7 separate regions of the Mus musculus genome follow, and all the other regions are linked to region 3. The links are chromatin loops, found by intact Hi-C in ENCODE. Cell type or tissue: heart. All regions are shown on one strand. Each heading gives the region's core, and the rest is flanking DNA. Links, peaks and the distances in the headings are about the cores only. Region 1 holds the start of Fam20b (family with sequence similarity 20, member B). Region 2 overlaps Abl2 (v-abl Abelson murine leukemia viral oncogene 2 (arg, Abelson-related gene)). Region 3 holds the start of Abl2 (v-abl Abelson murine leukemia viral oncogene 2 (arg, Abelson-related gene)). Region 4 holds the start of Axdnd1 (axonemal dynein light chain domain containing 1). Region 5 overlaps Abl2 (v-abl Abelson murine leukemia viral oncogene 2 (arg, Abelson-related gene)). Region 6 holds the start of Tor3a (torsin family 3, member A). Region 7 holds the start of Soat1 (sterol O-acyltransferase 1).

The links. Peaks named below come from ENCODE experiments on the same cell type or tissue, not always from the same donor. Only the 100,000 strongest peaks of a DNase experiment are listed, where the experiment ranks them.
Region 1: it touches region 3 in a loop (2.4-fold over the local background); 3 of 42 quality-filtered maps call a loop at or near these places.
Region 2: it touches region 3 in a loop (2.4-fold over the local background); 10 of 42 quality-filtered maps call a loop at or near these places.
Region 4: it touches region 3 in a loop (2.0-fold over the local background); 12 of 42 quality-filtered maps call a loop at or near these places.
Region 5: it touches region 3 in a loop (2.6-fold over the local background); 14 of 42 quality-filtered maps call a loop at or near these places.
Region 6: a loop joins it to region 3, with 2.3 times the contacts of the local background. A loop is called at or near these places in 2 of 42 quality-filtered maps.
Region 7: it touches region 3 in a loop (6-fold over the local background); 2 of 42 quality-filtered maps call a loop at or near these places.

What each region holds. Positions count from the first base shown.
Region 1 is chr1:156,715,761-156,720,165 of GRCm38, forward strand. It overlaps Fam20b (family with sequence similarity 20, member B), which reads right to left and starts at 3,150. Exons shown (of 8, transcript NM_145413.4): 1 at 3,106-3,150. In heart, for the core only: a CTCF peak has its summit at 2,806; DNase peaks (open chromatin) are centred at 2,721 and 3,331; H3K4me3 peaks cover 2,328 bases; H3K27ac peaks cover 1,735 bases.
Region 2 is chr1:156,612,723-156,617,127 of GRCm38, forward strand. All of the region lies in intron 1 of Abl2 (v-abl Abelson murine leukemia viral oncogene 2 (arg, Abelson-related gene)), which reads left to right. Among named protein-coding and RNA genes, the nearest start is that of Abl2, 56 kb to the left of the region's middle. In heart, for the core only: a CTCF peak has its summit at 2,098 (motif pointing right); a DNase peak (open chromatin) is centred at 3,079; H3K4me3 peaks cover 1,192 bases; H3K27ac peaks cover 1,812 bases.
Region 3 is chr1:156,556,775-156,561,179 of GRCm38, forward strand. Abl2 (v-abl Abelson murine leukemia viral oncogene 2 (arg, Abelson-related gene)) reads left to right here and starts at 2,013. Exons shown (of 12, transcript NM_009595.3): 1 at 2,013-2,431. The coding sequence starts at 2,275. In heart, for the core only: no CTCF peak of the experiment used is centred there; DNase peaks (open chromatin) are centred at 1,917, 2,667 and 3,917; H3K4me3 peaks cover 2,428 bases; H3K27ac peaks cover 1,582 bases.
Region 4 is chr1:156,419,197-156,423,601 of GRCm38, forward strand. Axdnd1 (axonemal dynein light chain domain containing 1) reads right to left here and starts at 1,719. Exons shown (of 26, transcript NM_001346967.1): 1 at 1,650-1,719; 2 at 1,139-1,334; 3 at 43-215. The coding sequence starts at 1,232. In heart, for the core only: a CTCF peak has its summit at 1,650; DNase peaks (open chromatin) are centred at 1,685 and 1,945; H3K4me3 peaks cover 1,196 bases; H3K27ac peaks cover 1,103 bases.
Region 5 is chr1:156,630,668-156,635,072 of GRCm38, forward strand. Abl2 (v-abl Abelson murine leukemia viral oncogene 2 (arg, Abelson-related gene)) reads left to right here. Exons shown (of 12, transcript NM_009595.3): 6 at 678-762; 7 at 2,413-2,590; 8 at 3,086-3,270; 9 at 4,398-4,405. Among named protein-coding and RNA genes, the nearest start is that of Tor3a, 41 kb to the right of the region's middle. In heart, for the core only: CTCF peaks have their summits at 491 (motif pointing right), 2,735 (motif pointing left) and 2,953 (motif pointing left); no DNase peak of the experiment used is centred there.
Region 6 is chr1:156,674,144-156,678,548 of GRCm38, forward strand. It overlaps Tor3a (torsin family 3, member A), which reads right to left and starts at 196. Exons shown (of 6, transcript NM_023141.2): 1 at 1-196. The coding sequence starts at 162. In heart, for the core only: a CTCF peak has its summit at 2,236; DNase peaks (open chromatin) are centred at 248 and 2,238; H3K4me3 peaks cover 812 bases; H3K27ac peaks cover 503 bases.
Region 7 is chr1:156,471,657-156,476,061 of GRCm38, forward strand. Soat1 (sterol O-acyltransferase 1) reads right to left here and starts at 2,672. Exons shown (of 16, transcript NM_009230.3): 1 at 2,492-2,672. In heart, for the core only: a CTCF peak has its summit at 2,580; DNase peaks (open chromatin) are centred at 1,435 and 2,685; H3K4me3 peaks cover 2,644 bases; H3K27ac peaks cover 2,680 bases.

The DNA.
Region 1 (4,405 bases), core at 313-4,312, 160 kb after region 3:
AGCTCTGACTGACACCCGAGACTCTTTACGTCTAGAGACAGGCATTTCTGTTGGTTTTGGCAAGAAAAACTGTATCAGAAGACCTTTTCTTTATTTACAGACTAGTTTATTAATTTCTGTAACCAACCCACATAGCAGAGGATCTCTGCATTATATTCTCTTCCAAGCAGCTCTCGCTGTCATGTTTACTGTACATTAGTCAGAGGGAATTTCAGTAGCAAAGGAAGGACTTCTGTTCTGTGCCTCAGCCCTGCAAGTTATTGAACTCAGTCACACAGAGGCTCACAGAAGGACGAGAGGGCGGGATGCACAGGTGCCGGAGAAGCTATGGGAGAAAGACCCTTCCTCGCTCATCTCCACTGGGCGGGACAGGAGGGCAGTGAGCACTGAGGCTACTGGGACGGTTATGACCAACAACTCCATGGTTTTCTATTAATGGCGAAACACTGGTTATCTATCTAACTGCTCAGCTAGCCAGTCCAAGTGGCAGGAGGAAGTCTGTGCAGCTCTCTGTGACCAGATCGTCAGGTTGCAGGTGGCTGGAACACCATATGATCACAGAACTGAATCAGATAAACAATACCGTTTGCAGACACCCACCTTAGTAACACATGGCCAACAGAAATCGGAAACACAGTGTTTTTGCCTTCTTTTTTTTAAAATTCCTTTTGATTGAAAAAACGGGGGAGAGCCAGGCAGTGGTGGCACACACCTTTAATCCCAGCCCTTGGGAGGCAGAGGCAGGCAGATGTCTGAGTTCGAGGCCAGCCTGGTCTACAAAGTGAGTTCAGGGACAGCCAGAGCTACACAGAGAAACCCTGTCTCGAACCCCCCCCCCAAAAAAAAAGAAAAGAAAAATGGGGGAGGGCGAGCATAAAAAGATCTAGCATTTGCACTACAATATTTATGCTTCCCTCACACCACTTTCCATTTATTACTTCAACCGACCAACAATTAATGCACACCTACTATGAATTACAACTGTAGGGCCCCATGGTAACTATGCCCTTTACCCCTATCCACAAAAATCATCTCGTGTTCTATCCCAGATCAACCTGACACCCACAGCTCCTTCTGTCCGCAACCATGAGTGCGCTAACAGCTGACTCTACTGTCTTGGCACTCACCAGGGGTTCGACAGTTATCAATCTGTAGGCTGCAGTTGCTGACCTCACACTTACAAGCACTGAAATGGCGGTCAGAGGGAGCCAATTCATATCCTAAAAGTAAACAGAAATTCCCATTTAGGAACTGGAAATTCAGAAGAGACAGAAGGGACTAAAGTAAATAATCATCAACAGCACAAAATAAGTCTATGACATAAAAAATTATGAAAAATAAAAATCTGTGACTTGCTTTTTTCCAAAGTATACTTTGGTTCAAAATATATTTTAAAAAGCAAGGCCTGTGCTTTAAAAATGAAAAGTACCTATTTTCTCACTAGTCCTAAGGAAACAGAGCAAATCAACCCCATGGTCACAAGGAAAGCTGTAAATTCCAGGTTTTTGTTTGTTTTCAAGACAGCCCTGGCTGTCATGGAACTCACTCTGTAGTAGACCAGGCTGGCCTGGAATGCGGAGATCTGCCTGCCTCTGCCTCCCAAAGGCTGGGGTTCAAGGCATGCGCTGTGTCATCACCCGGCCAGTCTTATTTTTTTTTAAAATTATCTTTTCCCTTCATTATTTTTATATGTTCTTTATTATGACTGAGGCTAGACTTACGCACAGTACCTTTTATTTTCCTCGATTTGTTGGCTTTTGAGGAAGGGTCTTACTATGTAGCCTATCCTAGACCGCAGATATATGCCTGCCTCTGCCTCAGGAATGGTGGGATTAAAGGGGACGACTAATCCCCCCTCCCCCTCCCTCACCCCCACCCCACACTGTTCTCCTGTGATAAGTATTTTCTAATGTGAACCCGCATCTTGTTTTCAGGTAACAGTTCTGGGACACAAAACCCAACATCTTCACAAACTTTAAGAAAGTTATTAATTTAATACAATAATTTTAAATTTGCCCTAAATTGATTTAGAGCCTATGCAAATAATTTAGCATCTTTAATGCCTGAACCTGTTTCTCAGGACGATAACATGCACAAGTGCTTTCAGCTTGCTCACCCGGCTTGCATAAATTCAGGGAATGGCAAGCACATTGAGCTCAATGTGAAATTACAACCCAAGCAATGTAGGCATGGTTAATTATTGACAATCTTGACTTTCCGGATTCTCGGTTGTATTATAAAGCCGTAGACCTCAATCGTGAAAAGATCGCATTATTTCTTTCTTCCAACGTGAGCTATCAAATCTCCGGAGGGAACCTGGCTGAGTAGAGATGACCCTCACACCTGGCCCTAGATCCAAGTGACAGTGTTAAACATATCCTTTTCCCAAATTGTAAACGCCTTACCCATCCTACTGGAGACATAAGTCTTTAAACGAAGTAATTGTATAAGGACCATCCACGCCCTGTTGTTCCCCCCCCCCTTTTCTTCGTTTTTATCAGGAGCCTGACAGATCACTGACTCCAGATTAAAAAGAATGTCTTATCAGACTCCACAATCAAGGACACAGCTTGACAACGTTCGCATTCATCTTCAAGGCAACGTCTGGGCTCGCTCTTAATCGCCGGGCCATCACACCCGGAAATGAAACCGCCAGCGCAGCCCACTCTGCACAGTCTCATCCTAAGTTGTGCCCCTTGGCGCTCTGAGCGCACGACCGCAGGACACCGCTGCCCTCTCCGGCCCAGGGCCTGCAGGTCACTCGCGCTCCCCGACCACCAAGCGGGCCCCGTAGGGGCTCAGCGAGAGCGCGCTCCTCGGCCACCAGGAGGGCGGCGTAGGGACCGAGCTAGAGCGCGCTGCCCGCCGGGCCGCCGACACCGGCTTCGTGTGACAGAAGGGCGACACCAGGGCCAGGAGCCTCTGGGGACCGTCCTTAGCAGCGAGCACCGGTCACCGCAAGGACTCCCGATCGCCCGCAGCCCCGCATCCGGCCCCTGAGGGAGGTGCCCCGCCCCCCGCCGCCCGCGCTTTCCCTCCCTCCCTCCCTCCTTCCCGTCGTTCCCGGGCGAGGGGTCGCGCGCCCTCTCCAACCGCGCCACTCACCTGGCGGGCCTCAGGCTCGCTCCATAGCCGCCCGCGCGGTGCGGTGAGGCGCGGCCCCGGCCGCCCCCGCCGCCTCCGGGGAGGGGCAGCCCCACGCCGCACTCACCGCCCCGGGCCGCCGCCGCCACCACTGCGGCTCCCGCCCACCGCCGGCCCGGCCATTCCCCGGTCGCCGCTCCCCGCGGAGCCGGCCGCTCCACACCCACCCCCGCCTCCGCGCTGCCTGGCTGTTGGTACGGTCCTAGCGGAACGCCCTCCCTGCAGCCAATCCCAGTGCGCACCCGGCGCAGCTCCGCCCCCGTTGCGGGTAGGCGGGACTACCGGGCAGCTCCGGACCGCCCCCTTTAACCCTTTCACCCTCATTCCTGCAGCGCTGGGCTCCGCAGACACCGTCGGCGGATTTCTCCAAGCCTGTTTACATAAACTAGCTTCTGGCTTCTCTCTTACCTTCACAATTTCTTTCCTGCAGTCATCTAGGTGAAGTCCTATTCTGAAGAGATAATTTCTTCTTTCTTTCGCTCTGCCTTGACTTCTCCTTGGAGATTCTGCCCCAAAGTGCCCTTCCCTGACCAAAAGAGGCCAGACTTCCCACCTTGGAAATCGCTCCAGCTTTGGCCCAGAGCAGAGCTCCCCTACTGTACCTTTTCAGTAGCTCTTAACAAAATCCTGTTTATTTTATTATAATAGCTTTTTTTTTTTTAATGTTTGTGCCTTGCAATGGACTGTAAGCCCTAAGAGGGCAAATCCAGCGCGACTTGGTTTCCAGTGCCCTGCACTCACCCACTAGGCTCCTGAAGAGTCAATGAGCTGCTCCTCCCCTTAACGTGTGTCCACTCCACACACAGTAGCTACTGTATAATGCATACGTTTATTCACCATATAGACAGCTTCCATGTAGTCTGTTTGACCCTAAAATATTATGGTGTACGTTCTACATTGGATATGATTTGTGCGGGGGGGGGGGGAGTTTGGGGACTAAGCAGGAATTTCTTTCAAGAGGGAAAGAAACGATCTCTCTCTCTCTCCCTCTCTCTCTCCCTCCCTCCCACCCCCCACTGTATGCCACTGGGCATGTCATGTAGTGCCTCTGAGTATAAGGCTCCTTGGGAAATGGAAGTTAAACACAGTACCTACTTGACAGGATTGTGGTGAGATTTAAATAGTAAATGTGTGGAGAAAATACAATTATTGTGTGAAGTTAGTTTAATGTGTGTGTGTGTGTGTGTAGCACTTTCGATCAGGACACCCAGAGAAACTATTGGACTTGACACCCTACCCCAGAAGACTTAGTGAGGGAAAG
Region 2 (4,405 bases), core at 85-4,084, 56 kb after region 3:
ATTGGGCGGGGGTTTGTTGGTTTTCTCCACATGTAACATGACGTCATCCCCTCCCTTCTTTCCTTCCTTCCTTCCTTCCTTCCTTCCTTCCTTCCTTCCTTCCTTCCTTCCTTCCTCCTTTCTTTAAAAAAAAAAAAAAAACCCTTACATTTTTTTCATTTAAAAAAGTTTTAGGTCACATAAAACAAGGCAGCATTTACTCCTTCTCGTCTCCTGGCACTGGGTCTGTGGGCTCCATAGTTTCAAACTAGAAAAGACTCTTCAGTGAGTTCAACCATCATTCTCCATTAAGTGTGAGCTTACGCTTTTGTTCATTATCTAAACGATTTCACTTATATATGTGGTTAGGAGTGTGTGTGTGCACGCATATGTGTGTATGTATTCATGTGGCTGCAAGTCTTTACAGGTGAGTGTGCATGTGTGTGGAGGCAGAGGATAGCCTTGAGTACCACTGCTTAGGAGCCATAGCCACTCTCTTTGTTTTTGAGGTGGGGTCTCTCATTGCCTGGAACTCAGTCAGTACTTGGACTGGCCCAGGCATTCACTCTCTAGTGTTGGGATTAAATGGGTGCCACCAGGGCTGGAGAGATGGCTCAGCACTTATGAGCACTGACTGCTCTTCCAGAGGTCCTGAGTTCAATTCCCAGCAACTACATGGTGACTCACAACCATCTGTAGTGGGGATCCAGTGCACTCTTCTGGTATGTCTGAAGACAGCAACAGTGTCCCCACATACATGAAATAAATAAATCTTGAAAAAAAATTGGGTGCCACCAGAGGGTTCTGGAGATAAACCTCAGGTCCTTCTGCTTGTATAACAAGTAACTTAGCAACCGAGCCAGCGCCCCAGCCCCTGTCTTGATTTATTTTTTTTTAAAAGAATTATTTATTTTATGTATATGAATACAGTGTAGCTGTCTTCAGACACATCAGAAGAAGGAAGGCATTGTGGCCCATTACAGATGGTTGGGAGCCACAATGTGGTTGCTGAGAATTGAACTTAGGACCTCTGGAAGAACAATCAGTGCTCTTAACTGCTGAGCCATCTCTCCAGCCCCAATTTATTGCACCTTAAATTATTTATTTAATTTATTTTGGGGGGGGGGGGATTGGTGTACTTGTGTGCATGCCCTGATGTGCCTGTGGAGGTCAGGGAACTACATGTGGGAGTTGGCGCTCTCTTACTGTATAGAGCTGTCTTGGTGACAAGTGCTTTTACCCACTGAGCTATGAGCTGAGCTTGAGTCCTGATTTCAATTACCATATGAATGTTGGTGCCTTCAGCCCAAGATTATCTCAGAGCTTCAGATTTATGCAGCAAAGTGCTTCTTTGTACCTTCTAAATTTACTTATCAGACTTGCTTCCCAGTGTGCTTGACACCTACCCACGCCCTCAAGCTTGAAGCCTTTGTTTTCTCCTTCCGCGCTCTCTCTCTAAGCAGTCTTGAGCCCTGGGGCCTCCATCTGTGAGCCACATCTTCAATCCATCTGCTCTTTATTTGTCTCCACTGCTGTGCTTGCACTCCAAGCTCACAGGATCCTGCTCCTGAGTCCATCAGCTTCTCACTGTCCTCTCTGTGTGAGAAACTCCTCTTCCCAAGCTGAGGAGCTCTGGGCAGTCCACCGGATTTCCTTTTGTAATTGGAATGAAGCTGTAAATCCTTCAGTGCTTGCTCTGGCAGCCTCAGGCGTCCTCGGCAGTGACCACACACCAGGTTCTTCCCTTTCTGCTTCAGCGCTTTTGCCTCTCAGGATCTTCCCTGCCCCCATTCAAGGATACCCGCTAAGATTGTTTAACTGCTGGCCCAGGTTGTCCCTTTCTTTTAAATAGAACACTTCCTTGCTTCACAGTGTTGCTTAAAAACATTTGTAAACAATGACAATGCTATTTCAGTTGTCTCTTGAAAAATGTCATTTTTAATAAAAGTTATTCATACTGATAATGGATTTGACATTTTAGAATTAATAATCATTGTTAAAATTTCTTGGTTTTAATATACAGTAAATGATATTGGAGACCAAGTTATTTTTTTCAATAGTTTTTATTTTTAAAAGATTTATTATTTTATTTATGTGAATACACTGTCACTGTCTTCAGACTCACCAGAAGAGGGCATCAGATCTCATTACAGATGGTTGTGAGCCACCATGTGGTTGCTAGGTATTGAATTCAGGACCTCTGGAAGAGTCCATCTCTGCAGCCCTTGTGCTTTTATTTTAATGTGGGTATTTAGGTCATGGTTTCCTGTAATTTTTACTGTGTTTCTTTTATTGACCTAAATAAATGGTACATAGTAGGTACTTAATAATCAGTACAGTGGGCATTCCCGGCTGTATGGTTATAAGTATTATTACTTATAATACCTTATTATAAGTAATTATGAGTGCTATTACTATGATACTGTGGTTCAGGTTTTTTTGAGGCAGGCTCTGTAGCACAGGCTAGCTTTGAATTTGCAATCCTTCTGCCTCCACTTAGCCAAGCTAGAGTGTTACAAATGTGTGCCCCATATATTCTCTGAATTATTTTCGTCGGCTGTGTAAATTATTTATTACTTACTTTACTAGTTTGTCTCATAAATCATTCTTATTTTAAGGTCTTAAATTTTGTGTACCTTCCCACTTTGTTCACAGTTAGGCTTTTGCCTTTCCAAGTTTCAGCACTCACAGTTGAACACTGTGCCAGGCCATTACCTGTACTGAGCCGCACAGGCCATTTGTTAGGGGAGGCAGTTAGTTGCTCTCCGCTTCTGCCTGTGTTTATGAGTCACGCTGTAGCTATTTCTTTGACTTTAGATTTGTGGTTTCTTGAACTAACTGGAGTGATGTAAAAGATGAGTCTTGTTAGGCGTTTCCTGACTGTTCAAAGTGTTTGGTGGTGTACTGTAAACAGGTTTCTCCAGGGAAACACTGAGCAGTCATGCCCCCTTCTGTCCTCGGGATTGGAAGTTTCTATGCTTACCGACCCTAGCTGATTGTATTGTGAACAGTTACTTCTGTGAGACTGAAATAGCCTCTGCATCACCCCCACCGGATCCCTGAGGTTTTGGAGTGGCTCCACCCTTACTCAGGACTCCGCCCCTGTGGGTTGAACTTGCACTTTGTTCCTTCTGGCCCCTGACTGTGTGAGTAATGTCCCACGTGTATGGCTTGCTGGCCAGAGTGGAATTTTAAGGCTCTTCTATTCAGAACAGTTTAACTTTTCATGCTGCTCGGCCAAAGGCATGGTCCTGGGACCTGTTCAGCTGCCATCAACCAGTTACTGTAGAGACCAGGACACCTTGCTTCCCTGCCTGGGCAGGGATGTCTCGGAGTTCGCTGTGGCCCACGTGACAGGTGTGTTGAGATGAGGCTGGGGTGGGGGTAGACAACACAGTAATGAAATGTGGGTTATCTGCTCCTGTAGTCTCCACTGGGCTCAGTGAGGATTACATGGCTTGTTTGTGTGCTTGTTTATCTTTTCAGTTTTATGGGGAGGGGGGCAGGGTCTCAAAATGTAACCTCCGTTGGTCTGGAACTCAGAGATCTGTCTGCGTCTGCCAGCCAGCACCAGGAGTTAAGGTGTGTGCCACAGCACTGTCTTGTTTTATTTGAGATTGAATCTCACTGTCTGACTGGCTAGCCTAGAATTTGCTGTATAGACCAGGCTGGCTTCAAACTCAGAGAGAGTAGCTAGCCTGTTTTTGCCTCATGAGAACTGAGAGTAAATGTGTGTACCAGCACACCCAACATACTAGACCTTTAATAAATGTGTAATGAATGGAAGAACATGGATAATATGTAAAATGATGTTAAATGGCACATCTTGATTGAAAAACTTAAGCTAAATTGAAAATTACCAAATATATTCCCAACTAAAATAGTTTTTAGAAGAGTTATTAAAAATTCCTAGCCTCTTAGAGCATATACAAAGTAGAATAATGTTAAGTAATATAAAATAATGAAAACACTTTGAGGCAATGATTACTGCCTGACAATCTATAATGAGAATGATTAAAAAAAAAGTAACAATTTAAATATTGAAAATGTGCTTTATAAGCTAAGCATTAAATATCCAAATTTGAATTTGTGTTTCAGTTTTATTATTATAGGTTTTAAGTATGTTGCTGTTTTGTGTGTGTGAGTGTGTGTGTGTGTATTTGTCCTACAAATGATTCAGTAGAAAAGATAACAAATTACTTCTTTATGGTTCTCAAAATATTTCTGTTCCTTAAGTCTTTTACACAGTTCAGTAGAGTTTGGGGTCCTCTGCTGCCTTCTTTCCACATCCTCACGATCTACTGCTATTGCAGTGGGTCAATTAAAAGATTTAGTTAACTTGCATTGTTAAGAAGTTCTAGCCCACACTGACACTGAATTGGGCGCGGTACGTCTGACTCATAGGGCTTGCCTGTCTTAACTAGTG
Region 3 (4,405 bases), core at 313-4,312:
AACAATAAAAACAAATCCTACTTCTATGATCATCTTTGTGTTTTGTGAATTAATCTCTTCAGTAACTGTAACCACTTTGTGAATGAAAAGAAAATAAATAGTATTTGGGGCAGCGTCTTGCTATGCCACACAGGTTGGTCTCACTCAGATTCTCGGCCTCAAGTCAAGTGTCTCCCTGTTTCAGCTTTCTTAGCAGTGCGAGTACAAGCCCATAGCATAACATCGAGGTGTGTGGCCACTTTTGTTCTCAGACAGGCTCTTACGATGCACTTTAGTCTAGCCTTGAATTTGTGATCCAACTGTCTCTGGATCTATTATAATAGTGGTACAACATGACACTCAGGGGAAAAAAGGGTATTTTAAATACAGATAGACTTTGATATAAATGAAAATTCATATTCCATCCAGTGCTAAAGTGTAGTGCTTCTTTTCAATGGGAACTAAATTCCGTTGTCTCTGGCTGTACCCTGGGTGGCGATGAAATAACTTAGAGTGTTCTTAGTGTGGGCACATGTGTGTGCGTGCCGGTCACAGGACAACTTTTACTGTCAGTTCTTGCTTCTTTTAAGACAGGGTCCCTTAGCCACTGCACATGTAAGCCAGGTTTCTGGAGACCCCCTTATCTCTGCCTCCCCCCTTCTTGTGGACCAGCTGGGATCACAGAGCTTGGGCTGGTGCATCTGGCTTTTCTCTATGACCAGTAGCTGCTTGTGTGGGTCCTAGGCAGCAAGTTCAGGTGGTCAGGCTTGCAGTGCAAGTCTTCTTTGTCATTAACCCATCTTTCCCCAGCTCCTAAGGCTCTTTAATAGTGAATATCAAAATCAGCTGGAGTGGGGGGCGGTAGTAGCAAGTGGTAGAGCACTCACCTGGAACTCAAGGTCCTGAGTTTGAGTCTCACCCACATGCACTTGTGATCTTACACCATTCTACAAAAGACATGTATGGGGAATTATATCTATTTTGCTAATTCTTTTCTTCCCCAGGGTGGTTTTCCTTGGTTTAAGCAATGGCTCCAGTCCTCATGGCACATAGGGTGTACATCTATAAAAATAGCTTCTCTTCTGTCCATTTCTCTATTTAGACCCCAGACGGTGAAGATGAGTAAGTTTTGACTCAGAAACAAGGTCAAAGTGATTTATCTTTTCCTTGCCAAAAAGGAGGGCCCAACCTGCACTGAGAGGAAAGCATGTCTGTGAGAAGAGTCGCTTTACTGTCAGGCATTTTATTTATTTATTTATTTTAAAGATTCATTTATTTATTATATGTTAGTACACTGTAGCTGACTTCAGACACTCCAGAAGAAGGCATCAGATTTTGTTACAGATGGTTGTGAGCCACCATGTGGTTGCTGGGATTTGAACTCGGGACCTTTAGGAAGAGCAGTCGGCGCTCTTAATCACTGAGCCATCTCACCAGCGCCCCACCAGGCGTTTTAAAGTAAACAGAAACACATGCGGGTAGGTCGATGGTGGAAGAGTTCAAGAGAAATCCACGGTAGTATGAAGAATTGAGTTCTAACCGCTTTGCCAATAAGACGGCAAAGTGCACATCAAGAAATAATTCACCGAATTAAGTTAACCCCGCACTTGACCATCTCCCCGTGAATTCTGTACCATTCCAAACTTCATTCTGGGCCCAATGCTAAGTGTGTGTGAAGGGCTCCTCAATTGAATGGCAGCGAAGCCCAGGGATCAGGAGCCTCAGCTGTTTGGTGCTGAGCTGCGCGGCGCACGTGGTGGCTTCTCAGCCTCTTCTGATTTGACAGGTGGAGGTGGGACGGGAAAGGCCGGGCGCCCACAGTCCTCCAAGTGGGGCAGTGTGTGGAGCCGAACGTGGGTGAAGGTAGCAGTAAAAGCACTCGAGGGCCCTCGAAAGCTTCGCTGACCCTGTGGGCCCCGGCTTCCACCCAGCGGGGCGCGGCGCGGGGCGGGGCTCCGCCGAGCTCCGCCCACCGAGTAGCGGAGGTGCTTGGGCGAGAGGGGGGCGGGAGACGCTCTGTCCCACGCTCGCCCTGTGCTCGGTGGTTTAAAGATGGCGGCGGCGGCTGGGGCGAGGAGCCGCCGGAGGGGGAGGGAGAAGGAGAGTCTGTGAGTCGCTGGGAGGCAGCGCGGCAGCGGCTCCGAGGAGTCCGCGTGGGAGCCGCCGGCAACTCCGGCCCAGAGGGCCTGGGCTTGGGCCGGAGAGACCGGAGCGGCGCCAGGAGCTCCGGAGGCCGGAGCAGAGGAGGAATGTGAGCAAGGGTCGGCGGGGGCGCGGGAGTACGCGAGCGGCGGGATGGGGCAGCAGGTGGGCCGCGTCGGGGAGGCTCCGGGGCTCCAGCAGCCGCAGCCGCGCGGGATCCGGGGCAGCAGCGCAGCCAGGCCCTCGGGCCGCAGGCGGGACCCGGCGGGGCGTACCGCAGACGCCGGCTTCAACGTCTTCACCCAGCACGGTGAGTGTGTCCGGAGCCGGTGGAGGGCATGAGGGAGGCCGGGGAGGGGTGGGGTGGGGTCGGGGCGAGGTGCGAGGCGGATGGGCAGCCTTCGGGGGGCGAGGGCTGGAGGGGTGCCCGCGAGTGGGGGCGGAATCGGCTGCCATCTGGGCCAGTCACGGGAGGCGAGGCACACCCCTCCCCCCGCCTGGCTGGCAGCGTCTGGGGGCGGCGGCGGCGGCGAGCACGAACCGGGGTCTTAGGGACCCAGGCTTGACTGTCCTGCTATCCTGGGACAGGACGGGGCGACTGTGGAACTGTGGATGGTATCCCCAGGGAGGGAAGGATGAAGGCAGGTATGAGCTCAGGTTCAGGAGGTGGGAGGATAAACCGGTTGTGAACGACGGGAACGAGTCGTGCCCTGAGGAATTGGGAAATAGGTACTGAATCTTTAAGAGATTGTGGTGGCATATTCGGTATGTGCTTTATGAACCAGGCGGTGAGCAGTGTCAGAATGGTGAACTGTGAAACCCTTTTCCGTATCTTTTTACTTTCAACAGAGTATTTTCTCCAAACTAGAAATGAAAGGCTTTGCCAAACCACCCTGTTCTGCCTATCCGAGTAGGACACAGGATTCTGAGATGGCTGGCGGGGCTGTCGATGGGTGGGCATGGTTAGGGCTTCCTTCCATGTGGTCTGAACATGAGTTTTTCTTTGAGCTGCATTGGTGTATACATATGTGCTCCGCATAGTCTGGGACTTACTCGGTGTCATATTCTTCAGAAGGGCTGTTTCTAAACTATTTAAAATTATATTTATTTTGTGTGTATGTGTATGTGCGCACACACCCATGTATGCAGAGGTCAGGAGACAACTTGGGGAGTCATTTCTCCCAGGTATTAAACTCTTTATCAGGCTTGGGGGCAAGTGCCTGAACTCTAGTAAATACAAATTTTGAGCACATACTCTTAATTTGTGTGTCTTTATTAATATAGACAAGGTTATAGTAATTAACAAATAATGTAATCAACGGTCAGAAATAGAGTATAAGAAAGGGTGCCATGAGGAAAATTAAGTATAGAGCCTTGTAAATTAGTGACAGTGTACACAGCTTATGTGAGGCCTGAGTTCAAGCCCCAGTATCGAAGAAGAAGAAGAAGAAGAAGAAGAAGAAGAAGAAGAATGAATGAATATTTTTTCCCCTTGATGCCAAGTGGATTCTTTTGTTCTTCCATAGTGTGTTGTTGACCATTTTTAAGAGCATTGTTCTAGAGGAGGGCAGAATAGAGAAGGAGAAAAATATCAGAAGCCATCCTAAGACCTGAGAGGCTGGTGATGGAGATGTAATATCTGTAGGAAGGACCGGCTAGCAGAGGTAGCAAGCTGGTTTCATTGATAATATGTACAGGAGTGAAGTGAAGGATAAACTGTCCCGCTGCACATAGCTCGGGGAAAGGGAAGGAGAAGAAGTGTAGACTAGTCACGGGAAAGGGCGTTTCAAAGGAAGTGACGATAGCATGCAAAGAGATGATCCCAAGACTTGTAGCTGCTGGGTGAGTTGTGTCCGAGTTCTGCATTTGGACTTAGGAATAGACAAATTTTGTTTCCCTTTTCCTTTTTTAATTTGTAAAAGCAAAATGTAATTTTACATGTGTGTGTGTTTTGCTGCATGTACATATACATACCTGATGCCGTATAGGCAAGGAGGAGGGCGTTAGGTCTCTTCCTGTAGATTGATGGTTGTGAGCTGCTCTGTGGGTGCTGGTAACTGAACCCAGGTTCTCAGGACTGGTTAACAGCATTCTTGCACATATGAATTCAGTTTGGGGCAAGTATAATAGTACGCAACTTTAATATCAGCACTTGGGAGACAGAGACAGAAGGGTCTCTTAAGAGTTCAGGGCCACCGGGCGTGGTAGTGCACATCCCAGCACTTGGAAGGCAGAGGCAGGCGAATTTCTGAGTTCGAGACCAGCCTGGTCTACAAAGTGAGTT
Region 4 (4,405 bases), core at 123-4,122, 140 kb before region 3:
AGGGATTGTGACCCCAAACATGATAGGTATGTATATACAAACCTTTGGGGCTTTAGGTTTCTTCACAGGCAGTAAGCTTTCAGGACAGGGACCGGCATTAGCTGCATAGTTCAGAGAGAGAAGAACTTCCTCGGGGATTCTGTAGTCATTCTGAAGGGGAGGAAGGGGTTTGAGGTGGTTCACCATGGATTTTTTCTCCTTTAGCTCAGGAAGCCCTAAGGAAGTATTAGGAAAGACAAACTTTTAATGGAGTGTTCCGGGGAGTTAAAGTTTCCCAGACTGCCTCAGCAGTATCCTGTGTTTCTAACAAGAAGGGTGCCTCTAGCAGAGGAGCCCAGCTACAAAGAATACTTAAAGCAGGAGTAGCTAGAAGGGTGGAGGGAAGAGTGGAAGGGGGATGTGAGAACATGCAGAGAGATACAAAGTAAAAGGCCTGGGTTACACAGAGTGAGTGTACAGCCAACCCAAGCCCCAACCCCTCCACTGCCCTGCAACATAAATAGTGAATAGGTAGCTAGCTCAGGATAGAGTGCTTGCTTAGTGTAAGTCCTTGAGTTGAATCCGTACCTCCTTGAGTTGATGATGGAACTGTAGCAAAATATAAATAAGAAACAACCCAAAAAGCTCTGTGACCTTAAGACTGGAGATAGCCTCAGTCTGATGAGCAAGAGTGAGACGGTGACTGCCTTGATTCTTATTCTGGTACAGGTTCTACATTTATCATTACGTCTTTTTACATTTTTCTTGAAACAGGGTCTCACTATGTAGCTCCCACTAGCCTGGAATTTACTATGTAGACCAGGCTGACCTCAAATTCACAGAGATCACCTGCCTCTGCCTTCCAAGACACAGCCCCAAGGATGGAAATCTTAAGGAATCTCAAAAAACATCTTGAATCTTATACAAATAGGCATATTGAACTAAGTTATGTTTTTCTTATCCACATAACTATGTTTTTAAAGCTCCCTTGAAGTCAGAGAAGAAGCAACCAAACTTCATATAGCTATTAGTATTTAAATGAAGATGAAACAGTATTCTGACTTGGTGAGTGTTCAGGCTGGCTAAGGAGAAAGGGAGAACGGATTGCAAATTCTTTCAGTAGCCCTAATGGTTCTGTCCACGGCATCCTTAAGTTTACCTTTTGCCTCCTTGACTACATAGAGTTTTGCCTGTTTGGACTCAGATGTTGATGGGGAGGTCAGCGAAGTGTCCGACACTTTGTGGAGAGACATAATAATCAATGCCTGGGATCACTCTCAGAACTATTAATCCTCCAAAAAATTAATTCAAAAACAAATCAAAATCGTGTTCAGACTTTCAAGCTGTCCATAATTCTGTAGGCAAAACAAAGCAAATGAACAGAGAGATCTCTTGAGTGTTTGTGTTCAGACTGAATTTCAGAATTCATCTGGCGTGGTTTCCTTTCTTTGGGGAGCCCTCTAAGATAACTTGACATGACAGAGATGGGGTATGGGTGGGTCAGAGTCAGGGCCCAGCCCGGGAAAGTCAGGCTCCGCCTCCCTACAGACTGCGGGCGGGTCAGCGCGACCCAGCTCCGCGGGCGCGAGTGGGGCGGGGCTCCCACGGTTCTTTCAGCAAAGTCCTAGGACTGCACTGTAGGAGTGCACGACACCGGCCGCTGTACCCACAAGTTGTGTTTGCCGCCTGGCGTCGGAAGGCCATCCCTTTTCCGGAACGCCCTGCGTCGTCATAGCAACGCAGCACATTTCTGCCCCCCCCCCCACGCTCCCCGCTCCCCCCCCGTCCTAGCAACTTGCGGGCCGAGCCGCCTCCGGCAGAGCCGTCAAAAGAAAAGAGATGAAAAGGAGTCTCTACACTCTCTAGAAGTTTCCGTGTGTTTTTAGTCATGGGTAGTAGCAATAAGGAAGAATATTGAATCGGGTTGTTGTCTCGGAATGGGATAGGCTCTCGAAACCGCGCTTCCGGGTGCAGACTGCGCAAGCGCAGACCTGCGCCGGTAGAGACTCCCCGGGCCCTGCCCTTGCAGAGAGGGTGATGTAGCAATGAGACCTTCTGCTCTTGAATCTGTTCAGGGCTAGCATAATCTATGAGTTCTGAATCCGCCAGGGAAACTTAGTGACAACCTTGTCTCAAAAAGAGAGGAGGAGGAGTAAACTAGCAAACAGCCTAGTTCTGTTGTTCAAGTCACTTCTATGCACTCAGTTCGTGTTCGTAAGTGCGGTTCATCTTAGTGTCAGGTAGCTTTCTATGCCAACAGTAGCTGAAGGAGAAGACAAATACCTGAGCAGGACTTTCTCACCTAGGCTAATGGAGGTTACAAAGAAAGAAATGGGCCCCAATTTGCATTTGCAGTAGCATCGGCTCTCTAGCATTCTCTCTAAAGAATCTACTGATTGTAGGAGCAAGCACATCATGATCAGTAGTTGGCAACAATCTTCCCATTGACGCGCCTATGGAAACGAGCACAGAGTAACTCTGCTCACCCTGCATGACCTAACTGTTGCCACCCATTCCTGCAGTGCAAGGGAGATGGGAGAAATCTCTTCAGAGATTGTGTCCATTTATTGAATCAAATGGCTATTCATTGTCGTGCAGGGGCAAAGGACAGCATGGTGGGGGGGTGGGGGGGGGTGTCGGTTTATGAAGGTTTAGGGTCCACTTGGACTCAAGTTAACCAAGACTGTGCATCTGGCTTGTGACGTTGATAAAACAGTTTGTAGATTGAACAAGAGAAAGCTCTTGTGGGTGTGCCACACTCACGGTTGGCATGACTGCTCACTTTGATTTTATACTTTTAATTCTTTTAGGTTATGTATATGTGCTTATTGTGTGTGAGGGAAGATGCCCCAGAGAAGAGGGAATCAGACCCCCTGGAGTTACAGGTGGTTGTGAGCCACCTGACATGGGTTCTAGGAACCAAATTCAGGTTATCTGCAAGAGCAGTCTGCCCTCTTAGCTACTAAACCATCTCTCCAGCCCCCAAATGTTGGTTTTAAATAATGCTGTTAGAATTGCAGGCTTGAGTTTCATTTTTAATGACAACAAAATCATTAAATGGTGGAATGTGGTGGATGGAACACACTTTGTAACCCCGGCACTGGAGAGATGGAGGCAGGAGGATCAGGAGTTCAAGCCTATCTTTGGCTACATAATGAATTTTAGACCAGCCTGGGCTACATGAGAAAGGAAAAAAAAATCTTAAATTTTAATTGAGATCAGCATATTTGTGCAAAGCTGTGTTCTCAGCATCGGTGTTTATATCAATTTAAAAACAAAACTTTGTACTGGAGAGATGGTTCAGCAGTTAAGAGCACTGATTGCTTTTCCAGAGGTCCTGAGTTCAGTTCCCAGCAACCACATGGTGGCTCACAACCATCTGTAATAGAATTTGATGCCCTCTTCTGGTGTGTCTGAAGACAGTGACAGTGCACTTATTTATATAATAAAATAAATAAATCTTAAAAACAAACAAACAAACTTTGAAGATGCTCTACATCCTGCACTATTAACATTCAGTCAGGATCTAGAAACCCAATGTAAAAATAAAATCGGCTAAGCATGGTAGTACATTCCTTAAGTCCCAGCCCTCGGGAGGTAGGGGTGGATCTTTGCGAGTTCCAGGCCACACATAAAACAAAACAAAACAACAACAACAACAACAAAAAACAAACAAACACTCCAGAGAAAAGGAGCCATGAGCGGAAAAGCTTAGGCATTCTGCTACAGAGCCCGACAGCTATGGAAACTCTCTGAGCTTTGAAATGTCTGATGAGGAGTCACTGTGCAAGCAGGGAGCGCTCACTCAGTATGTGGGAGGGAACAGGGACCTTCAACAACCGCTCCAGGGCCTTTCGAAAGTCACTTTCAATACTGTGGAGCAAGCTGATGCAGCTGTGAATGCAAGGCCACACAGGAAGAGTGGTGGGACCAAATAAAACTATCCAGAGGAATTTCTCAAAGACCAGGTGCACCCAGAACTGAAATAAAGATCTCTGTGGGTGGCATTAAGGGCTCCAAGGAACAGTTTCATATTGTTTTGCACAGCATGAAAGATTTTGAAGCAATTGACATCACGGTTGGCCAGGACAGTGAGAAGGGGTTTTGTTTTCATATCCTCCACTGAGCATGATATCCTAGATAAGATTATCATTCAGAATCAGACTGAATGGCTAGGAAATGAAGATAGCTCTGTCAGAGCAAGGGATAGATAGCCAGTGCTTCCTCTAGCCAAGGTGGTTCCAATGAGGTAGTTTGTGGTAATTTTGCCCGTGGCCATTTTGGTGGCAGCAGTGGTGGCCATCTCTCTTTCGAAAACTTGCTAATGATAGTGGTTGTGGAGGATGCGGCCTTGGTTATTCTGGAGGGATATATATGCTCAGCAGAGGTGTTGGTCATGGGCAGGGCTATGGAAAGCCAGGCAGCA
Region 5 (4,405 bases), core at 253-4,252, 74 kb after region 3:
CCTCTCCCTGACCCTACTGTCTCTTTTTTTAAGTGTCCTCCTATAAATTCACAGAGTTGCCACTCACTCTGGACATTGGTGTGAGCTATCATAGGTAGCAGTCAGCCCTGCTTACTGAGCATACTCTGAATGTGAAGGAAGCAGTAAGGCTCTACAGATGTGCTTTGTTCTTTAAGAAGAACCATGGGCTCTGATCAGACACCAACCTACCAGAAACAGACACTCCGTCCTCTCTGCTGTGGTAGTTGTAAGATGAAGTTGTTGAATTTTGCTTCCTTGTTTACTTTTATTCCAGTGTCTGACACTGGATAAATTTAAGGACATTATTCTTAGTTGTTCTTCTATAGAGCATATTAGATTGCAGCAAAATTTCTTAAAGTAATATGTTAAAATACTCAAATGATCTTTTACTTAAATACTATATGTATGCATATGGATGTTTTGCCTGCTATGTTTTGCCTACTGTGAGTGCAGAACCCAGAGAGGCCAGAAGAGGGCATCAGAGTCCTGGAACTGCAGGTGATTGTGAGCTGCCAGCCATATGGTTCTTGAACAAGAGCAGCAAGTGCTCTTAACTACTGAGCCATGATGTCTCAGTAGGCTTGTGAGTTGACTTAAATGAAAGCTTTGACCTCCTTTTTTGTCTTTCTTACCCTGCCTTCTCTTCCCTTTAACAGGAAGACACCATGGAGGTGGAGGAGTTCCTGAAGGAAGCTGCAGTGATGAAGGAGATCAAGCATCCTAACTTAGTACAACTGCTAGGTGAGAGCCCTGCCGTAGGCTTCATAGGTCCGAGTTCCTGTCCCAGCTTCCTATTCAGATCAGGGCGATTGTTTTGTTTTGTTCTAGTTTGATTTAGCACTGTGGTAGAAATGATAGATGTAAAGCAACTATGGTGAATAGAACACTTAGCTAGTAAGCATCAAGTCTTAGTTAGGGTTAGTCCTCCAAACAAACACACACACACACACACACACACACACACACATACGCGCGCGCCCCTCTTCTCATTTTAATCAGGTGTTAAAGACAGTAGCCCAAGTTGATTGCTTTTTGTTTGTTTTGTTTTTTATTACTTTTTAAAAAGTATTTTCTTTATTCATTTATTTTATATGTATCATATTTTATCTGGAAATATATGCTTCTGTAGTGTCCACTGAAACCAGAAAAGGACATTGGAGTACCTGGGCCTGGAGTTTTAAATGGCTGTGAGCTGGAAATCAAACCTGGGGCCTCTGGAAGGGCAGTCAATGCTCCTAACCATTGAGCTATCTCTCCGGCCCCTTAATTTTTTTTTTTTTTTTTTTTTTACTTACTTACTTTATGTGTATGAGTGTTTTGCCTACACGCGTATCTATGTACCACATGTGTGCCTAGTGTCCTTGGAGACCAAAGGAGGGAATCAGATCCCCCGGAACTAAAGTTACAGGTGATTCTGAGCTGCCATATGGAGGGAGGACCAGGTAGGTCCTCCAGAAAGAGCGGCCATTGCTGTTAGAAGCATTCAAGATAGTTTCAAAAAAGTCAAGAAATATTTTTATAAAATGGAGACATTAAGCAAAAGACTATTGAAAAAAAGTGAATTAAGCTTGTGGCTGATCAGTTTATCCAAGAGATAAATGGCTGCGCTGCAGTGGGTTAATTTCTTCCCTGTTTGGGTCAGAAAGGATCACAAGTAAACATTTTCCCCTTTTAAAATCGGGCCTGTTTGTTTCAAGAGAGGGTTCCTTTGTGCAGCCCTGGCTGTCCTGCAGCTCACACTGGCCTCAAACTCAGAGGTCCACCTGCCTTTGCCTTACAATTGCTGGGATTAAAGGGTTGCACCACCACTCCCAGCCATTTCCTTTGAATGCTCAAATTAAGCTAAGCTATACCAAAAGAAAAAAATTAATATGCTATCTGCCGTATATTAGTGAAGTCTTTAACTATGAAACATTTTTTACAAGCACAGGTAGAGGCGGGTGGCCTACCTGAGTGAAGTGGTGCTGCTTTATATTAACATAGGCTGCACACGGTTGCAGGGGTGTGGGCACATACGGAACTCAAGAGATGGGGCTGCAGAGATGTCTCAGACGTTAAGAGCACCAACTGCACTTCCAGAGGTCCTGAGTTCAATTCCCAGCACCACATGGTGGCTCACAACCATCTGTAATGGGGTCTTGTACCCTCTTCTGGTGTGTCTGAAGACAGCAACAGTGTACCCATATACATAAAATAAATAAATCTTTAAAAAAATTTTTTTTGGTCTTATCCCTTGTCAGGTTAATAAAAGAAACTATTTTGCTTCTCAGGCAGATGCTGAAAAGGTCTGTGCTGCTTCAGAGAGCAGGCGCCCTAACTGACCTGTTTGTAAGTTTTTGTTATATTTATTTCATAGCATGTGGTGAAGATTATCAAATTGTCGTTGGTCAGGTGTGTGTACCCTGGAGCCACCGTTTTACATTGTGACTGAATACATGCCGTATGGGAACCTGCTTGACTATCTCCGGGAGTGCAGCCGAGAGGAGGTGACCGCCGTCGTGTTACTTTACATGGCCACCCAGATCTCCTCTGCCATGGAGTACTTGGAGAAGAAGAACTTCATCCATAGGTGAGTAAGCCTGACTGTAGCCTCCAGCCACATGGCCGGCCTGCTTGGCATGAAGGGGAAGCCAACACTTGTCAGAGCTTTTGGGAAAAAGGTCTTTGCTGTTCTTAACACTACATCCAAGATCCTTTTATGCCACCTAGTGGCCAAACTTTTAAAGTAACATTTGTCCTAAGGTGGGGGCGGTGGCGTTTGTTTATATTTTTGTTTTTTATTATTTTAATTTTTAGGAGGGCTTATGTTGCTAACCTGTGAAATCTAGCCCATTATTCCTAAAAATAGAAATTCATTTTGTCCAGCATCTTTATTCTGCCTCCTGGTGGGTATTCAGTACATGGTACAAATTAGTAAGTTTCTACGATGTTGGTGGTGATCATAAAGTATTCCAGTGTTAGTTATCCTTTCCTTACCAGCTTTGCCTGCAGCAGAGAACCAAGACATGTAGTCCACAGCCATCTTACTATCCGTGGGAATAACACAGGGTTCTCTTTCCCATAGAGATCTTGCTGCCCGGAACTGCCTAGTGGGCGAGAACCATGTGGTGAAAGTGGCCGACTTTGGTTTAAGTAGACTGATGACTGGAGATACCTACACTGCTCATGCTGGAGCCAAATTTCCTATTAAATGGACAGCACCCGAGAGTCTGGCCTACAATACCTTTTCAATTAAATCTGACGTTTGGGGTAAGGTTGACATAATTTCTTACATGGATTGTTTTCCTTTCTTTGTACATGGTCTTAATCTTTCTTTCTTTCTTTTTTTTTTTTTTTTTTTTTTTTTTTAACATTAGCTATGGCTGGCCAGGTGTTCGCTAGATTAGGGTAAAACTTGAGACAGTTCTTCAGACTCAGCCTCTTTAGCACTAGGACCACAGATAATTTTCTTAGATCTTCAGAATTTTTAGGATGCTCAACTAATAATAAAAGTAAGTTGAGGAGACTGAGATGGGAGACTTGGGATTTTGGGTTGAGGCCAGGTTGAGGTGCTGTTTAGTGGTAGGGAACATTCTTGCCTGTTCATGCACACGTTGTCTGTGACTGTGTCAGACTTCTTATGTCACATGGCGGTGCAGAAGCAGCATGACCCACATACTCCACATCTCTCCACTCTTGAGGGACCCTTTAGTGACCCTTTAGGGAAGTCCTGCTGCTCTCTGCCAGTTTCTCTATACTCCAAGCCTACAGCACCCCATTCAAGGATATCATCTCGTCTTACCTTGTCCTGCATCATTACCTTTGTCCTATAAAGCTGCTTGTCTGGAGGTACAAGCCTGTGTCAAGCTCAGGGGTTGGGAGAGGCACAGGGGAACAACTGTACTCACTCCAGCTGGGGTATGGTAGTGGAGGCTGGAGTTCCAGCATGCTGGATGCTCGGGTCCTTTGAGTCCATGAGTTTGAGACCTGCCTGAACAGTATGCTGGGACCGTGAGAACAACAGCTAAGGAGCTTGGCCTGGTGGCGCAGACCTCTGGTCTCAGCACTCAGACTGGAGAGTAGGAGTGCAAGTGCAGAAGACTTCCTGGGCTTTACAGGTTGTAGGCCAGCCTGGACTGTGTGAGCTATCTCAGCAGCCTTCTCTCTAAAGCTCCGCTCCATCTCCATGTGAGACTTTGCCTATTTCTAGAGTTCTCTAATAGTGAATGCACCTTATAAGGTCAGATAACATTTCACTTAGAGTTGTCCTTGTCCTGGATCTAATTTCTGCTGCTCTGAGAAGTAGAGACTAATTAAAAAGACTCAATAGACCAAATTAGTATAGAAATATGGACTTGGGGCCAAATAGAAATATATTTTTTAATTCCTTTACACAGCGTTTGGA
Region 6 (4,405 bases), core at 142-4,141, 120 kb after region 3:
GAAAAGCTCCCAGTACCGTTTGGAGAGGGCACCGGCCTTCCTCAGCTGCTCCTTCAGGCCTTTGACGCTCGGCCAAGGGGTGGGCTCGTCGGCCTCCTGGCCCTGCGCTCCCGGGGGGCGCAGCGGCAGGAGCAGCAGCAACCAGAGAGCGCCAAGAAACATGACCGGAGCGAGCGCTTCCGCCTCCAAGAGTCCCGGGACCCAGGACTCATCGACACCCACCAGCCGGCGCGGCCCAGGATTGGCGTCGCCGTGGTGACCGCTCCGCCCTCGCAGAGGCTGACTGAGCAACCCATCCTAATGGAACCAAGTTTCGATTCAGACCAGAGACCCATCCGAAATGAAACTCAAACTGGTGTCCCGGACTGCAGGAATCCTGAGCCCCTGTCTGCCCCTCGGGATGCAGGCTATTCTGGGGCATGCCTGTGGCCTCAAGTGGCCACGAAATGGCCACTGCCAGCCATTCAGCTGCGCCTCCCACATAAGAACCCCTTTTGGTGCCCTGCCCTCGTAGGTCAGCTTTCTGCCAACAGGAGGGTGATGAAACCGTCTGAGCAGGGAGCGTTTTTTTGTTGTCAGGGGAGTCAGCTGGGTGCAGAAGCAGTCCGAAGAGTGTGAGCAGTGGAGAGCTGGGTGGCCTGGTCCTCTAAAGAGGAAAATGAAACAGTAGAGAGCAGTGAGCAGCAGCAGGCTTTCATGGATGCCAGTCTAGCAGAAGCAAGAAGTAGGGTAGGATGGTATTTGAGTTCGGGAAAACCCCGGGTTAAGAGGAAATTGTATCATGTGAGAATTACAGATGTTAGGCTAAGTACTTGCCCACGCATAGCTAGGTTTTAAAACCTGATCAGATGCACCAGGAGGCAGAGGCAGAGGCAGGCACAGCTCTCTGAGTTCAAAGCTAGCCTTGTCTACATACTGAGTGCCAAGCCAGCTACAGTTACATAGTGAGACCCTGTCAATATTTAGAAAACACCAAAAACTCAGGCTTGGTTCCCAGCTTGGCATCAGGAGGAAGGTGGTGGAAATTAGAAGTGAGCCCTAGTGGAGGTCTTTGGGTTACTGGGGTGGGGGCATGTTCTTGAAAGAGAATTGTGGGTGAGCAGTTTTGTTCTACCAATTGCTCCCGCCACGATGCACTCTGCCCACCTTTCCCAGAGGTCTGTAAGTAGTGAACTTGACCTTCAAGGTTATGAACCAAATAAACTGTTTCTTTGATAACTCTCGGGTGCTTGCCAAGGTGGCAGGAAACTGACCCACTTCTTTACACTTAGTTGTAAATAAATAAATAAAATAAATAAATAAAATTTGTAAATAAGTAAAATAAATATCTGAGCATGCATGACAGTCTAACATACTATGGGTTTTTGTTATTGTTTGGATTTTTTGTTTGCCTGTTTTGTTTTCGAGACAAGGTTTCTCTGTGTAGCCCTGGCTGTCCTAGAACTCACTTGGTAGACCAGTTCACTTTGAACTGATTGCTATGTTGGGTGAGAGACAGCAGAAATCAGTCTTCTATGTGGATATCCAGTTTATCAGCACCATTTGTTAAAGAGGCTGTTCTTTTCTAGATGTATGCATTTTATATCTTTGTAAAATAATTAAATGGCTATGCTTGTATAGTTTAAACAAAGCAATAAAAAAATCTTGAGGTGGGGGCTGGTGAGGTGGCTCAGCGGTTAAGATCACTGACTGCTCTTCCGAAGGTCCTGAGTTCAAATCCCAGCAACCACATGGTGGCTTACAACCATCCGTAATGAGATCTGATGCCATCTTCTGGTGTGTCTGAAGACAGCTACAGTATACATACATTAAATAAATAAATAAATCTTTTTGTTGTTGTTTATTTGTTTGGGTTTCTTGTTTTTGTTTTTTTTGGTTTTTTTGTTTTTTTGTTTTTTCGAGACAGGGTTTCTCTGTATAGCCCTGGCTGTCCTGGAACTCACTTTGTAGACCAGGCTGGCCTCGAACTCAGAAATCCACCTGCCTCTACCTCCCAAGTGCTGGGATTAAAGGTGTGCGCCACCACGCCCAGCAATAAATAAATCTTTAAAAAAAAAATCTTGAGGTAAAGGTTTCACCAAGAAGTCGGCCCCACAATGAAACAACAACCGGATTGTACACCGGGGTTTGGATCAGTCTCTAAGTATTTCTGTAAATTCGTCACATCCCATTCTTGTGGGACTAGTGGATGTAAACATCAGGAAGAGCGCGTGGGCCATGGGGACACCTAGAGGCCACTGTGGGAATTACAGGAAGCCGTGAGGGCTCGCCAACTAGTCAAGCAGTCTAAAGATCCAAGGCATTGCCTAAGAACTTGTCCGTAAACGCAGAACTTGAAGTGTAGATCTCTAAGTTCGAGGCCAGCTCTGGTCTACAGAGCGAGTTCCTCCAAGAAAGCAAGGACTACACAGAGAAACCCTGTCTCAAAACCCAAAACAACAAACATGTTTAAAGTCTCACGCCATTTCAAGTTTGCTCTGCTCTGTGCTTGTGGTTGAAAGTATGAAGACGAAGTGGGCAGGATCCTGAGCTAGCAAACAGAACTTGACAGCTTCGGCCATGCTACTCTGGCTTTAGGACCCAGGGGAGTCCTGCATGGACACCTGGACAAGCTGGTACAGAAAAGCTTGGACTGGGTTGGAGATCCCAAGATGTTGGAGATGCCAAAGCCCCTGGGATGCCTGCCAAGGGGAGCTACTGAGAGTGTGAACCACGCGATTGTTAGAGTCTAACAACAGAATTTGAAGTCTTCCCTGCTGGATTTCTTTTTTTTTTTTCTTTTTGTGTGTGTTTTTTTTTTTTTAAATATTTATTTATTTATTATATGTAAGCACACTGTAGCTGTCTTCAGACACTCCAGAAGAGGGCATCAGATTTTTGTTACGGATGGTTGTGAGCCACCATGTGGTTGTGGGATTTGAACTTAGGACCTTTGGAAGAGCAGTCGGCACTCTTAACCACTGAGCCATCTCACCAGCCCCCTGCTGGATTTCATTCTTGCTTTGGTCCAGTGTTCCTTCATAGGCTCCCCTCTGTTCCCTTTTGTAACAGAAATGTATATTCTGTGCCATTATATGTTGGAAGTGTGTGATCTGCTTCTTCATTTTGATTTTACAGTGCGTTACAGTTAAGAGACTGCCTTGAGTCTTTGGACTTTTGAACAGCACGGAGACTGTGAAAGACTCTGGAGAGTTTGGATGTTGAAAGAAATGGGATTTTGCATTAGGATGTGGGTCAGAGCCTCTGGGGTGAGGTAATGGAATGTGGCAGCCTGAATGGGAATGGCCTTCATAGACTCAGATATTTAAAGAGCTTAGTCACCAGGGAGTGGAACTACCTGAGAACAATTAGAAGGACTGGGAGATGCGGCCTTGCTGCAAGAAGCCTATCACTGGGCTGAGCCCAGTCTGGCTGCTCTACCACCCCAGCCCACCCCAGCCCACCCCACCCCTACCTGCAGTTTAGGAATCAGTCTGTAAAGGTCTCAGCCACTGCTCCACCACAATACCTATCTCCTTCCCACCATGAGGAGTGTGTGCTAACCTGTAAGGAAGGCCCCAGTTAAGTGCTTTCTTTTATAAGGGTTGCCTTGGTCATGTCTCTTTACAACAAGAGAACAGTAGCCAAACTCTCAAGAAAAAAAGAGAGAAAAACAAAGTATGAAGACATGACTTCAGCTCTAGCCTCTCTATCTGCTGCCTCTACTCCACCATCATGGATCCAATCTGAACTGTAAACCCAAACAAACTTTCTCTGCAATAAATTGCCTTGGTTATGATGTTTTATCACAATAATAGAAAACTGATACAATCTGTATGTGGTGAACTGGAACGCATGCCAGAATTTGGTCTCCATGTGCCTTGTTCAAATACAATGACAAGGCTGGCACACTTATGCAGCACATGGAGAGGAAATCTAAACGATACTTGTCTGGCTGAGGGGTTAGATACTAGATTTCCATTTCAAAAATGTAAATTCTGGGTATTCTAAGAATTCTAATCAGGGAAACTGGTCCTTTCTTCTTGTCTGTAGTGTAGTGCGCTGCCAAGTCCTAGTTAGGACTCATAATTCCTCATCTCCAAGAAGCTACAAGGAAGAAGGAAACTACTGAACATCCAGGAAACACTAGCAGCTAGTCCTGTGACTAGTCCCGTGACGACTAGTCCTATGACTAGTCCTAGGACGACTTGTAGGTAACAGGTACAATCTATGTGGGCCGTTCAAAAGCTCGTAAGGAAGTCTAAGGCTCTCAACCACAGGAAGCAGTCCCTATGGAAGGTTAAGCAGAAATAAAGGATGTAACATTCTCTCCCTAAAAAACAGCAGTAGGAATAGAAATGGCATAGAAAGCATGGGGTTGGGGGTGGGGGGAGATTAACCAGAAGACATTATACAATAATATATA
Region 7 (4,405 bases), core at 183-4,182, 85 kb before region 3:
TCCTTTTAGGTGACACAGTTAACCAGAGGGCTGGCCCGCCGGCCTAGTGGGTAGAAATGCTTGCCACACAAGCATGACATCCCAAATCCAATTCCTGGAAGCCACATAAAGGTAGAGGGAGAAAACCAACTCCACCAAGTTGTCCTCTGACCTCCACCCTCACTACAGTGACATATGTGTGCCATCCCTACCCAGGGAGCTCCAATCACACACACACACACACAATAGTATTAAAATATACCACACTGATTAGACAAGAATGTAAGAAACCAATCTGTACAGGGAAGTTGTGTAATGTTCTGTGGTAAGCATCTTAACTTGACTCCAGAGGGCAAAAAGAAAGAATTAGAGAAACAAATGAATCGTGTCCCAAAGAAATGTCGACTTTAGCCTCCCGGCAGTTAACAAAGACTTCAAAAGAACCGATAAAGCCGTATCACAAATAAATACTGGGTACCTAGGCAGGTGAGTAACTGCTACACCACCCTGAGGTTTGGCAGAGAAGAAAAACCACTGTGGATAGAGTGTACAATCCAACCCTGAATCCGTGGTACACACCTAGAGTCCTAGCATTTGCGGGGTTGAGGCAGGAGAAGCAGTAATTCAAGATCATTCTCAACTACCCAGTGTTAGAACAGCCTGGGCTCCATGAGATCCTGCCCACAGAAAGAAGGGAAGGACAGGGGGAAGGGAGGGAGGGAGAGAGGGGAGGAAATTAACAGTCCAAAGCATAATGTGTACATTTTTAGGGGGTGTTTTGGTTTGGTTTGGGGGGGGGGTGGGAGAGGCTTTTGTAGGTTTTTTGGTTGGTTGGTTGGTTGGTTGGTTTGGTTTTTCAAGACAAGGTTTCTTCTCTGTATAGCCTGGCTGTCCTTGAACTCACCTGGCAACCCTACAACTTTTTCAAGAAGCTAACAGAACAGGGTCAATTAACAAGACTAAAGAATATGAGTACTTGAGCAAATTTTATATACATCTGAGTTTACTTTACTTACAAATGACTAAATATAACTAGTTATCCAACACGGCGGGGGGGGGACGGACACAATTCTAAGAGTCCTGTCTGACAAATGAAACTTCCATAGGAAACAGGCACTCACTCCTATGTTAAGGCCTAAAGTTAATGTTTTTTCTCAAAGTTCCTTTTTTGACACCCCCCCCACACTCTTATTTAGTTCTATTCCTGCAAGATACTGAGAAGACACAGAAAAGATAGACTAACCTCGTGAAATTCACTATAAAACAAAGCATCTATTTACTACAGATGATTCCTGCTGGTAAGGAGACTTCAGAATGCTAACAGGCTCAGACTGACCAGTGGCTCCCACCGGGAAGTGATCTTTGATTTGAGGAATGCTTAGGGGGCGGCGGAAGAAGGGGAATAAGGCCCCCGGGGAAAATGGTCCAGGAGATAAGAAGCAGCTTTCCAGGCACAAGGAAGGAGAGCTAGAGCCTGAAGAACCCGCCCAGCCTTTAAGATAGCAGGAGCTCAGGCGCCTAGAGCTGGGTCTGAGTCCTGAAAGAACGTGAAACCCCTGACCAGTTCCAAGCACGTGACAAGCTAAGCCGTGTGCTTCTCCACGTTTCCTCTCCTTACTCTTCACAGCATCAGAGCTCTTCGCAAGCCCCACTCCTGTGCCGCCTGAGCTGGCTTTTCAAAAAACCAAGTCATTTATATTTCCCAGTTGAAAGCAAACAAAAGAAAAAGAAGTATTCAAGTTGGATTCTGCATTCTTGAAGAAGGCAAGAAGTTTGGGGGGGCGGGGGAGACACAGTGGCAACTACTTAAGTATTACAGTGACCAAGGAGTTTTATATAAAATGCAGAGACTGGAGCTTACAACAATGTCTCCTCCCAAAAAACCGCTGAATATATATATTGCTTAAGTTACGTGTCTATTAGCACTTAAGATCAAAGACAGACACTTAATCCCCCCCCACCCCCCCGCTACTTAAAAACAGAATATGAGCTTGAAACAGGTTTTTCCCTGGCCCATATAGAGTCTGGTGCCTGGTAGTGCCATCTTTCCCTTCATATATATATACATTTCCTCCGCCCACATCAAAAAAAAAAAAAAAAGAAAATAAGAAAAAAAAAGAAAGAAAGAAAGAAAGAAAGCTGATTTCCTGAGCGGTTTTTTTTTTTTTTTAATGTCGCTTTTCAAAGAGTGCAATGACTTCTAATTCTCAACTTTCTTCACTACTGACTGGCTTGAGAGACGCCACATGATTCGGAGGGGACATCAAACCATCACTAATAATGAAAAGGCTGCCAGTCATCGGATGCATTGGATGGCTGCGGGTAACTTTCCCGCTCTCCCCTCCAAACTCAGCGGGACCCTCCCCAGGCAGCAGACAGCGTCCGGGTGGGACAGTCCGGCCCAGGCCAGGCCCGCAGAGCCGGAGCGGCGCCGCCACCGCAGTCCCCTTCTTCTCGGGCTCAGGGTGGACCTGGTCAGGAAAGGAGGAGGGGAGCGGAAGCTTGAGGTTACCTGCGAGCGGAGGGCAGCTGCGGCGGTCTAGGCGGTAGGCTGGGCGGCCGCAGGACGGTCGGAGACTAGGATGTCCCTTCGCCGGCCCGCTACGCCGCCAGCCGGGCTACGGAGGAAGATAAAGCGCAGGCCCCCACCCCCGTTCTCCGCCCCAACCTCCCAGCCCGCGGCTGCGTCACGCGCATCGCCCCGAGCTCCGGGATGCCATTGGTGGTCCTGCGGCGTCCGGCAACGCCCACTGCCACGCCCCCTCCCATATCTAGGGTACCCACTGGGCTTCTCTAGCTACCTGGCTTTCTGGCTCCACCCCAACTCTCCTCCAGTGTGGCTACGAGGAGGCCAAGTCAACTTCCTTAGAGTTTGAAAAGGCAGCCTGCGAGATGGGACAAGGCGGAGTCTGATACTGACCGTTAAGGAATAAGACAGAAGCAGTGGCAAAAAAACCTGTCATAAGTTGCTTTGTGGTCTAAATTCTACTTGACTCAGTCTGTCCTTCAACAACACACAACTTAGATAAGACAGAAGTGAGTCACTTGAAATTATGGGACAATCAAGTAATTTAAAAAGCATCCTTGGGAACTAAATAATCAAAAAAAAAAAAAAAAGATACAGATAGATTTAGGACATAGGTAAAGAAAGCAGATTAGGCCTTGGATTTCTCAAAAGCAAAGATGTGAATGAATTTAGGGTAAAGGTGGGTAAAAGAGAAAATTAAACAGACTGGAGAGATACTGTCGGCCTGCAAAACAGTGTCAGCTAAACTGGCTTCGTTAATCTTTCAGTCAGTCCCTAATCTGTCCAGCTGACCATTCCTTTCCTAGTCAAATACCCTAAACAATGCCTGAGGCTTGCATGAATTGCCTGCTCTGGAGATCTTTCACAAAAGGAGTTCCCCTGTTAGCCCATAGCAGGCAACACTGCTCGCCTTAGAGCAGCTGGGCTCTGCACAGGTGTGCCCAGTTTTTGCCCTCTCTGGGACAACTGTGTTTAATGGTTCTGTCAACAGTTTGGTGATAGCATTTGGAAGCACTCAACTGCCTTTGCTTCCACCTCCTCCTATCCCACCAGTTAGAACATTTGGGACTAAAAATTCACTTCTATTGGGACTCTTGGTAGAGACACTTGCCTATTCACTGTTCCATTTAGTCAGTTAAAAATAAAAATACAGAGCTGGTATACAGCTCCTGAGCTTGGTGATGCACATATTTAATCCCAGCAGCTGGGAGGCAGAGGCAGGTGGATCTCTGTGATTTGGAAGCCAGCCTGGTCCACATAGTGAGTTCCAAGACAGCCAGGGCTTTGCAAAGAGACCCTGTAGGTAAATAGGTAGGTAGGTAGGTAGGTAGGTAGGTAGGTAGGGTAGATAGAAAGGAAGAAAGAAAGAAAGAAAGAAAGAAAGAAAGAAAGAAAGAAAGAAAGAAAGAAAGAAAGAAAGAAAGAAAGGAAGGAAGGAAGGAAGGAAGGAAGATAGAAAGAAGATGAAGTAGGAAGAACAGAAGTTCAATTTTGCAGGCCGACAGTGTCTCTCCAGTCCGTTTAGCTTTCTCTTTCACCCACCTTTACCCTAAATTCACTCATATCTTTGCTTTTGAGAAGTCCAAGGCCTAAACTGCTTTATCTATGTCCTAAATCAATCCAAATCATCTTTTGATTATTTAGTCCCAAGGACACTTTTTAAATGACTTGAATGTCCCGTTACTTCAAGGCACGAGTCAAGGCACAACCATGAATTAAAACAGAAGCAGCCACCGGGAGAAAAATAAGACAATTGCAAGTAGTGATAAGTGTTAGGAAAAAAATAGAGAGTGGTCAGGAAAAGATGCGAAAGAATGCCATGATTAATTTTAAAGGTTTCCCAGGTTGTCATAAAAGAACACAGAGAGTTGGATGACATGAATTGCATATGATTAACCA